Regions from separate parts of the Homo sapiens genome. Here region 2 is linked to region 1. Evidence: chromatin contacts called from ENCODE Hi-C or POLR2A ChIA-PET data. All regions are on one chromosome and are shown on one strand. The core of a region is the stretch at or near the end of the contact, and the rest is flanking DNA. Distances in the headings are between cores, read along the strand shown.

Region 1 (2,752 bases), core at 177-2,676:
TGGGAGAGACTCACAGCTCCCCAGCCAAGGCTTTCTCACACCCAGGCCAGCTTTTCCCAGCAGAGGAAACTTCCCTCTCCAAGGCCTCCTCTGTTCTGAAGTCCAGAAATGGGGCCAACAGGAAGACTCTCACTTCTCACTTCTCCTCAGCTATACGGGGAGATACCCAGGAGTGAAAACCCCCCACCTACACTCCCCCAAAGGAGCCCTAGGTCTTACTGTGATTAAGACTCTCCTTCTGTGAGTGACTCCACACAATATTCCACCTGTCGGCTGAGCTGTTGCTAGCTGAGGTGCTGCACTTTTTACCCCACCACATATTCCCCGGGAGTGTTCTTCTTGCTCTTCCTCCACTCATCTCCCCACACTGATTGCCTAGCAGAGACTGATTTTAGCACTTCCTTCCTGGTACAAGGCCTTACAGGTCATTCTGCTGAGGGGAGAAAAGGACTCCGAAGGGCTTTGGTGTGATTGTCTTCATTGTTTTCCCCTAGGGTCACCCTTATTTGGCTTCCATTTTCAACAAAGGAAAGATGCCCCTGTGGGACAGTGGAGGGGTCAGGGGTCAGACAGGCAGGCTGCTCCCTCACCTAATCACTGCTCTCACCCTCCTTCCCCATTTCTCTATGGACCTTGATAGCCACAGCTGCCCAAGGTTTGCAACAAAGGGAACTAGATGACTGAAAACAAGCCTCACTCACCACGGCGTGAGCTGTCATGGCAGAGGGACCTTTTAACTTCATGACTTAGATTGTTTTTTGGCTAATTTGTATGCCTTGCTGTGAGAAGTGAATACATTTCTTTTAAACTACAGGAAGAAAAAAGATGGCCAGGTGTGGTGGCTCACACCTGTAATTCCAGCACTTTGGGAGGCTGAGGTGGGCGGATCACAAGGTCAGGAGTTTGAGACCAGCCTGGCCAATATGGTGAAACCCCGTCTCTACTAAAAATACAAAAATTAGCCAGGTGTGGTGGTGGGCGCCTATAGTTCCAACTACTCAGAAGGCTGAGGCCAGAGAATACCTTGAACCTGGGAGGTGGAGCTTGCAGTGAGCTGAGATTGCACCACTGCACTCCAGCCTGGGCGACAGAGTGAGACTCTGTCTCAAAAAAAAAAAAAAAAAAGATCACACTGGCCACCAATATGTCTAGGTAGAGTGATAAACACTTTGCCTGGAATTGAGGGCCTCACCACACTAAACATGACAGCTACGCTGTGTGACTGCCAGCACACCCCAGAGAATCCCGGGATGGGCCTCTGGACTCAGAAAATATCAATGTCCCTTCTAGGTGGTGGGAATTTTGTTTTGTTTTCCTCTCTCTATTTTAAATTAGAAAACAGACTAAGAAATGGTTAAATGTGTTTGCCGGAAGATATTCAAGTGTAAGGCAACAGTTTCCAAATTCCCTGCAGAGACTGGGCACAAGGGAACATTGGCAGCCAAGCCTGTTATTAAGAAGGTCACAAGATGCCATCTGTTACTGTGTGCACTTTACTGTTCAAGCATAACATCAACTAGGAGGTGGCTGCAATTGATTTTGCCTGTGAACTTAAAAGATAGAGATATGGTGGACACCATAGTGATTTTAGTAGACTTATATGAACAAACCATGTGTCTGCCTATGAGATGGGCGGGAGTTACGTGGGGAGAAAATTAGGGAAAAGGTGAAGCATTATTTTTAATTCTGTCCTTGGTTATAGCTATAGCTCAAATGTAATTTGGGATGCTCCTTGGTGATTTTCCTTTTTTTGTGTGTGTGCCTGGTTTTAGCCGTTTACAAAATATAATAGAACTGCCTTCTTTATAATTACCAAGTTAAGGCAGATAAATGGGGGAGGGCACGAATAAAAAGACAGATAAATGGACTGCCTTATTCTTTTGTTCCCAAAGAATAAAGAATTAAAAATTCTTTTAAAGAATTTCTAAAATCCACAAGCAAGTTAAAATGGCACAATCAATACCCACCTGCCCTCTCCTAGATTCACCAATTGTTAATATTTTGCCACATTTCCTAACATTTGCTTTATCTAAATCTCTCTATACTGATGCCTATATATACTTATTTGCTGGAATGTTGAGAGTAAAATTAAAATATCATAACAGTATATCCTAAATACTTCTGCATGAGTCTCCTATGGATAAGAATGTTCTCTTACATAACCACAACATTGTTATCACACTCAAAAAAAGTCTGACATTTTCTTAAAGTCAGCTGATCAGAAAAAAAGAAATTTAACATTGCTAGAATAATTTGTATCTAATATATAGACCATTGAATGACTTATTCTTAAAAATCTGTCATGAAAGAGATTTGCTCTCTAATCTATCCCAATGGTTAACACATCTCTCTTTAAGACAATGATACCTTATATTTTTGAGACACTTTGAAAAATCTGATGAAAGCTCTGGGACCTATCTTCAGAAAAATATTCATAAAAATTGTACCAGTCCATGGCCTGTTAGGAAGTGGGCTGTACAGCAGGGGGTGTACAGTGGGGAGCAAGCAATGCTTCATCTGCATTTATGGCCACTCCCCATGGTTGGCACTACTGCCTGAGCTCCGCCTCCTGTCAGATCAGTGGTAGCATGAGATTCTCCTAGGAGCACAAACCCTATTGTGAACTGAGCATGCAAAGGATCTGGGCTGCATGCTCCTTATGAGAATCTAATGCCTGATGATCTGTCACTGTCTCCTATCACCCCCAGATGAGACCATCTAATTACAGGAAAACAAGCTAGGGCCCGCACTG
Region 2 (2,752 bases), core at 88-2,587, 87 kb after region 1:
TAACTTACAGGATGTGTAACTTTAACGTTTCTGAAATGACTCTGCCAAAATTTGTTGGAATTTCACCTTCTGGGGAGTCTTTTCCTGACCACTGTTGTTTACACAAGATTGTTGTACAAGATGTTTAGCAGTCTCTGACAAAGACCTATCCTGTGTATAACCATAATTATTAAGCTTACGGCCTATTAACTCAGAGCACCATGAATCTTACCTTTGTTCCTTAACATCTTACTCCCTCTAAACATTTAATTTTTCTTTATAGAAGTGTTTCATGCTCATTATAGAAAACTAGAAGAAGAGAGACAAGGTGGTGGTAGGGGGAAACAAAACTAAAACCCTCAATCAGAGTTCCCATCATCACCCAAAGATAACTTTCATTTTTCTTTTTCATGTCCCAGTGCTTTTTTTTTTTGAGACATAGTCTCGCTCTGTCGCCCAGGCTGGAGTGCAGTGGCGCCATCTCAGCTCACTGCAACCAACGCCTCCTGGGTTCAAGCAGTTCTCTGCCTCAGCCTCCCAAATAGCTGGGATTACAGGCGCCCACCACCACGCCCAGCTAATTTTTGTATTTTTAGTAGAGATGGGGTTTCACCATCTTGGCCAGGCTGGTCTTGAACTCCTGACCTCGTGATTCGCCCGCCTTGGCCTCCCAAAGTGCTGGGATTACAGGCGTGAGCCACTGTGCCAGGCTGCTTTAAAAAAAAAAAACAAAAAACAAAAACAAAAAAAAAACAAAAAACAAAAAACATTAATTACTATGAAAGGCATGGCAAGTCTTAGTATGACACCAGTGATGATATTTTTAAAATAACACATTTTCGAGTGATAAAAGTAACAGTTGGGAGATAGACCAGAGTGCTTTAAAAATTAACATTTTCATAAAAATGAAAAACAATTTGACCAAAAATTGTGTCAGAAATAACTTTCACATACCGAAAGCTTGCCTACATGTTAAAAGCATTTGCAAGAGTACACATTTTTTTTTTTTTCCTGAGTAAACTTTCCCCTTGTTTTTCTGTGGGTGCAAGTGACTATACAGTACATAGAAAATTAGTGAGCAAAAAAAAAATAATTAGGATGAGTCACCTTACCTTTTAAGTCATCTTGCCACAAAATGGTTACCTACAATCCACATAACCAATTAATTCCTGCCTCCATACTCTAACAAAGACAGCCAGAATTTGGATCTAATCTTTTTTTATAAATCATTCTACCTCCAGGCTATCCCACTCCCTCATTATCCTGTTTCCTGGCCTCTTTCCCATTCCTATAATACAGCTGATTTCCCTGATAACCTCAGCACAGGCCCCTTTCCCAGGACCCTCCCCCATCATGAATCTTTCAAGCCTAATTCCATTGAAGTTAAAAAAGAAGCAACTCATTTGAGTGACTCATTCCTAGATACTTAGGGCGGAGAAACTAGATTCTGCAGCTGGATGAGTCATTTTGACTGGAAAGCCCCGATAGGAAAGAGGTTCTGTAGAGTGCATACAACAGAGGATGGGGAAATTATGAAGGTAGTAGGTACAGATAAACGCAGAACATTCAAATAGTGTTCCTTAGTCTGAAGCACTTTGATACCTTAAAGAGGAGTTCTACTTTGCAAATACCACTTTACAAGATTTTTTCCCAACATTTTCATTGAAAATATCTCCATTTACTTTAGCTGCTTTTAGGTCTACCATTTTTCTGGAGTCACAGTTATGTATTTGCTTGTTTTTTAATTTTATTTTTTAGAGGCAGTGTCTCTCTGACACCAAGGCTGGAGTGCAGTGGCTTGATCTTATTAATAGCTCACTGCAGCCTTGAACTCCTGGCCTCAAGCAATCCTCCTGCTTCAGCCTCCCAAGTAGCTGGGACTACAGGTATACACGACCATACATGGCTAATTTTTAAATTTTTTGCAGAGGCGGGGTCTTGCTACATTGCCCAGGCTGGTCTTGAACTCCTGGCCTCAAACAATCCTCCTGCCTTGGCTTCCCAAAGCATTGGGATTACAAGTGTGAGCCACTGTGCCCAGCCTAGCGTCATATTTAAATGTGGTTCTGCCAAAGTGGATTTTGTCCAAAGCTCCAGGAATATCCTCATGATAGAAACTTCCAGAGAGAGTTGGTGTCAAGCATTCAGTATGAGAATAGTATGAAAAGATATTTTCTCCTTTGTTCAAAATGAAACTAACTTATTGGTGTTTTCTGATTGAAACCACCTTTGCAAAGATGATGACAGTGAGAGAAGTCCAGCATGGCTGACTCCATTCTTGCTTCTGGCCTCACAGACTGGCTGCCTTTGCTTTTTCCTGGGCCTAGGGCAGGCTAACCATGGGGAGAATTTAGTTTATAATTTAACTTTGAAACAATGATGATAATAGTCCCTCCCTAAAACTAATGCCCTTCTGGCTCACAGACTGAAAACTAATAAAAGTCCACAAGACTAGGATTATGAGAAGGGTCTGAATTCTAAAATGAAGGTGTAGTTTCTATAATCCCTTACTGCTCAGGAGTCACGTGGCCAGAGGTCACAAGATGTGTCTTCCCCAGTTGCTTCTATAGATAACATCACTATTGTAGCATCTAAGATTGGTCTTTTGAGATGTTTTTCAGACAGCATTCTGGCAACTGACTGACCCCACCCAGACCCATGACTCAACCAGTCCTGTGGCCCCCATCCAGAGGTGGACTCAGCACATGAGGACCATTTTCTATACCCCTATGATTTCATCTCCAACCAATCAGCAGCACCCATTCCCTAGCCC

Evidence for each region. Hi-C counts contacts between places; a loop is a spot of excess contacts on that map. ChIA-PET counts read pairs that join two places held with the same protein, here RNA polymerase II (POLR2A). Pooled maps may share reads with other maps.
Region 2: a pooled map shows a loop between it and region 1 (8-fold over the local background). The contact joins two enhancer-like sites. A Hi-C loop is called at or near these places in 34 of 168 maps with a recorded cell type or tissue (Caco-2, Calu3, GM12878 and 22 more), 17 of 37 single-sample maps with no recorded cell type and 31 of 50 pooled maps. POLR2A ChIA-PET finds 5 or more read pairs at or near these places in 8 of 52 experiments (HEK293T, MCF 10A, PC-9 and 4 more).

What each region holds. Positions count from the first base shown.
Region 1 is chr4:145,720,238-145,722,989 of GRCh38, forward strand. All of the region lies in intron 2 of C4orf51 (chromosome 4 open reading frame 51), which reads left to right. Among named protein-coding and RNA genes, the nearest start is that of C4orf51, 41 kb to the left of the region's middle. RefSeq lists enhancers at 1-73, 714-763. Within about 2 kb of position 1,427, at least 3 of the 41 ENCODE cell types and tissues checked have a DNase peak (open chromatin) inside an H3K27ac peak, as active enhancers do; they include GM12878, where a contact is called at or near this core.
Region 2 is chr4:145,807,079-145,809,830 of GRCh38, forward strand. The region is part of intron 8 of ZNF827 (zinc finger protein 827); the gene reads right to left. Among named protein-coding and RNA genes, the nearest start is that of C4orf51, 130 kb to the left of the region's middle. RefSeq lists enhancers at 259-478, 906-2,105, 1,335-1,524. Within about 2 kb of position 1,338, at least 10 of the 41 ENCODE cell types and tissues checked have a DNase peak (open chromatin) inside an H3K27ac peak, as active enhancers do; they include GM12878, where a contact is called at or near this core.